Linked DNA regions of Mus musculus: region 2 is linked to region 1. The links are chromatin loops, found by intact Hi-C in ENCODE. Cell type or tissue: left cerebral cortex. All regions are shown on one strand.

Evidence for each region. A loop is a pair of places that touch in the nucleus more often than their neighbours do. Peaks named below come from ENCODE experiments on the same cell type or tissue, not always from the same donor. Only the 100,000 strongest peaks of a DNase experiment are listed, where the experiment ranks them.
Region 2: it touches region 1 in a loop (2.1-fold over the local background); 3 of 42 quality-filtered maps call a loop at or near these places.

The regions. Positions count from the first base shown.
Region 1 is chr5:13,382,793-13,385,292 of GRCm38, reverse strand. It overlaps a transcript of Sema3a not described here. Among named protein-coding and RNA genes, the nearest start is that of Sema3a, 15 kb to the left of the region's middle. In left cerebral cortex, no CTCF peak of the experiment used is centred here; DNase peaks (open chromatin) are centred at 380, 1,048 and 1,269; H3K27ac peaks cover 897 bases.
Region 2 is chr5:13,261,591-13,264,090 of GRCm38, reverse strand. It overlaps a transcript of Sema3a not described here. Among named protein-coding and RNA genes, the nearest start is that of Gm52804, 120 kb to the right of the region's middle. In left cerebral cortex, no CTCF peak of the experiment used is centred here; DNase peaks (open chromatin) are centred at 788 and 1,139.

The DNA of each region.
Region 1 (2,500 bases):
GTGTTCTCATTTGACTTTATTAAGATATACATTGGTAAAGATAATATTATTGGGAAAAGTAACTTACTTTAGGAAATGTTTAAACATGCATTTAAACATGGAGATCATTTTTATGCACTTAACTAGTTAATCTGGGGAAATTATTTTAACAAGTTTGTATTCCTGCTCTGCAGGGAGCCTAAATTAATAAAATATACTAAAAATACAGATAGAAAATATGCATTCCTTGTTCAGGTATCTCAGCCAATAGACATTCAACTCAAGTGAGGTTTTACAAGGGGCTTTCTGTGGGAGACAAAGCTGTTGCTTGAGTTGTTCTTAAATGATGAGTAAGAGCAGCTGAAGAAAGAGGAGGCGGTCACACCAGGACTTCAGCCAATGCACAAAGCCACAAAATAAGAGAGCATGTGTGAGTGCAGGAAATGGGAGCAATTTCGTCAGTAAAAGGATGTAAATTGCAAAGAGAGAAAGGAGAAATCAGCAGGGTCCAAATCAAAAGACATCTCTACAGTCACGCTTGTAATCTTGATGTGGGTGATGAAGTGCCGCAGAGGCTGGAAAGGAGGAGACCATCATAAAAGATCTGCCTTGTAGAAAAGGAGTCCTATTTCAGAGGAAGATGCATTCATTGGTATACGACTGGGAAGCTAGGCGGTCAAGGAAGCTTATTTTAATTATCTATACAAAGAGGAAACTAGGCTACCAATCATGGCAGTGGCATACTAAGAGAAGAGGTAAGACAAATCTAGGATACATAGGAGCCAAAATTTGCTAGTCTTGAGGAAGTGAGGTTAAGGCTAAGGATGGATATGTGAAAAGTGAGATGTTTCTAACAGTTTTACCCATGATTTTGGCAAGATGGGTAGAGCCACTAATCATTAAGACCCGGAGAACACGAGCAGGTATGCCTGGGATAGCAAAGGGAGTGCAATCCTGAACTTGTTGGTTTAGGACAGAGTATCAACGAGTATTTTAGGTACACACAGACAGTTGAACAAATTAGTTTAAAGCTAAATTGCCAGAGGCAAAAATAGGAGTATATGTGGGAGTGAGGGCTAGGATAGAGAGGGAAAGTAAGCTAAGAACAGAACTCTGGAATACAATAAAATACAGGCAGAGGAGAAAAGTAAAAAACAAGGAAAGGAGACCTATCAGGTAAGGAGTGCAGGAGGAAATGCCACGGCAATCCAGGCATTATAGAACCATTATAGGAGGTCAGTAAAGGTGGGAAGAGGTTCTGATGCTGCTGGTACCTGTAGGGTTTGAAGCAGGAGGATGATAGCCATCCATGCATAAAGAGTGATCCTGGTGTTGGCAATAGGGTCCACAGAGCAGCAGTTTGGATATACACAGTACACCATAAGCAATTACCTTGTCAGCTGATTTTGGCGATTCAGCCTTCTGTCTTCTCAAGTCTCAAAGGCAGGTGGGAATTAAAAATTGTTTTTTTTATTCTAAGTTTCATGATGAAATTTGAAAGATGTGCCCTTAGTGATACTAGAGCACACAAGGGTTTACATCCATTGTGGCAGCATCACACCAATTAATTCTTTTTGTTTCCACATGATTGAATTTGTTTCTCCATTCCACCCTCCCAAGTGTCTCCAAGGCTCCAAACACAAATTGATTCTCTGATCACAATGTAATATTATGCCCTTAGCTTTTTACGTAGGTTGATATAACAAATGACCTGGTAAGGAATAGCCCCACAATGTCTGCAAAGCCACTATTCATTATAGGAGTCAACATCTCAAATAATGGTATACATGATAAATCCTCTTCTAGAATTTAGTGCCAGGAAAGATTTTTTCCTAATGAAGAGCTGATATACTCCACTTTATCAGTTAATGGAAATGTATTTCCTTTTTAACCTTGGCAGTGGGGAAATTTAAAATGAAATCTAATCCTTGTGTGTAGAAACTACTGTCTCTTTTCTAGCTGGGAACTGTACTCCCTATTTTCTTTTCTTTTATTATTTTTCTCATTCTGTAATATTACACTTTGTTATGTGTATCCAAGTGCATGTATATAGTGTATATCCGAGCAGTCATTAATCCTGTTACAACATAAGGTGAAATTAACAGCAACAAAACATGTGAACAATGAAACATTTTCTTGGAGTCTGGTTTCTTTTTCCTTACTATTTTTGATGTTATCTCTTCCCTCCTATGTGTTTCAGAATGTGCTGTTCACAAAGAAGTGTTTATCTCTATGGAATTATATTAAATATAAACTCTTCTGTATTTGGATTTTCTTATCAGTTTTATTTTTCTTTAGCTCTACACTTAATTTAAGAAAAAGGATGCCAAAACCCCTCACCTTGAAATACTGACTATTTACTTACTATGTTTTCCTTAATTCTTTTTTTTTTCCATTTTTTATTAGGTATTTAACTCATTTACATTTCCAATGCTATACCAAAAGTCCCCCATATCTACCCACCCCCACTCCCCTGCCCACCCACTCCCCCTTTTTGGCCCTGGTATTCCCCTGTACTGGG
Region 2 (2,500 bases), 120 kb after region 1:
AATATATGATCTGCTATTATTTATCTACTGGCATTTCAAATATCATAAATGATCTTAAAGTATCCCTAGCTAATGGGATGTAATATATAATATGTTGTATTAGCCCTTAGATATATACTTTAAAGAAAATTTTAAATTATTTATTTTATAAAATAAATATTTTAATTTGTACTAAAATAAAATATTGAGATATTTTACATCATTTTTCTTATGAACATTTAGCATTTTATATCGTGTCTTAGAATGTTTTAGAATCAACTTCTGTACATAGTCCCCGTTATCTATCCCAGTGGAAAGCATAGGGCAGTAGGCCAGCTCAGGCTGAGGAGCATATGATCTTCATTTTGCCATCTGAGGCATCTTCTTCCTCAATACCATATTTAGGCGAACATAGCAGGCAACTGTCACATTTAAAAACCACAATGACTATAGAAACACATCCTATATGAGTGCAATTAAGGGGAAACTTTTGAAAACAGAGAGGGTAATTAAGTAGAAAATGTGTGGTTAAGTCCACACAAAAAATGTTGGATGGAAAGAACCCTTTGCACACAGAAGAACACCAAATATGAAAGGAAAGGGGATGGGTAGAAACTCAGCATAGGCAAAAATTACCATATTTACTGAATAGAAGGCCAGTTTGGCTCTGGAAAACTTTCTTTTCTTCCCCCAAGAGAGAATGGCTACAAGCCAGTAGATACAGACCTAAAATAGAGCATATACCATGGTAACCATAGTAATGAGTAGATGGAAGTAAAAACGCTGGCCTTGGGTGAGCAGATGTTCAGTCAAAGCAAGAGGGAAAACATGAACTGCAATTCACAGCCTCCATTTCCCTCCATACAGTAAGACAGTGTTCTGAGAGCCTGTGGGAGAAATGTGCCTGAGGAGGAGGAGGAGCCAGAGAGCCAGAAGTACATGCCAGAGATGCTCCTTGCTCCTACACAACTTCATGAAGGATTATAACGATTCCCATTACATATGTGCACACCAACTTCATTAATGAGAATAGCGACTTACATTATTATAAAATATCTCCCCCATGCTATTTTGAAAATAGTGAACTGCTACAATAGGTCTCAGGAATTCTAATCTAAATATATTTTTGCTAAGAATATCAGAGCACTTATCTATATTGTGCCAACTTCTTCCCTAGATCTCAAACTGTATTTGCTACAGTGGTAAAATCACTATGGTTAGGAGAAAGAGTACCAGGCAGACAGCCTGTGTTTAAATCTGGTTCCTCAGAGGACTTTGGACAAGTAATTTCAATTTCTTAAGACTCAATTAGTTTGCCTAGAAAATGTGATCACACTGTGAAACCCTATAGCATGAATATATTGATCAATATAAAGAACTGTATGCGAAATAGTTAACATTAGTATTTTATTATTTCTTACAATTATTCAATCCAGTAAATTATTTTACAAATATGCTAATAAATTTCAAACTAACTCTCAAGAAAAATACTAAATAAACATTGGTTTTATTTAGCTAAACAAGTTTTCTTGATATGTGTAATACACAGACAGGCAAAATATACTGCAGGCACATATCCACATACTTATATATTCCCTTCCTTAAGACAGGTATCTTAAAAGAACAACAGAAGCCATACACAGATGACATTCAGCTCTCATCCAGTCTTCAGACACATTATTGGACAATGAGTTCATTACGTGTTATCCTCTTGAATTTCACGGGCAGTGTTTCCAAATGAAGCTGAAACAATGCAGATGCTCTGAGCTCAAAGGTTTCTGAGTCATTATTAGCTCAATAATGAAGTTTGAGGGAAAAATTCAAAATCAATGTCATATAAAAGGGTTTGGGTAGGAGGAATACTGTTTTGAGACCACAATGAAGCAAGTCTGCACTATATTTTCAAAAATTATTTTATTTATTTACATTCCTAATGTTGCCCCTTACAAAGACTCCCTCCCAGATTTCTTCACTCCCTGCTCCTTCCCTTTGCATCTGAGAGGGTGTTCCCCCCACACCATCACACCCCTACCCCATCCTCACCAGCATCCTCCTTCCCTAAAATGTAAAGTTTCTAGAGGATTAGGTGTATCCTGTCCCACTGAGGCCAGACAAGGACTCTAGTACATATGTACTGGGGGCCACGCACCAGCTCATGTATACTTTTTGGTTGGTGACTTAGTCTCTGGGAGCTCTGAGGTGTCCAGGTTAATTGATATTGCTGTTCTTTCCATGGAGTTCTAATCCCCTTCCCTTCCTTCAATCCTTACTCTAACTTTTCTATAGTGATCTCCAGTGGAAGTCCCAACTGCTGGTAGAGCCTCTCAGAGGTCAGGCATTTTGGCTCCTGTTTGCAAGCACAACATGGCATCAATAATAGCGTCAGGGTTTAGTGCCTGCACATGGGATGGATCCCAAATTTGGCCAGTCACTGGATGGTCTTACCTTCAGTCTCTGCTCCATTTGGAAATAGTTCTACCTGAAGACCCAGCTATACTACTCTTGAGCATGTACCTAAAAG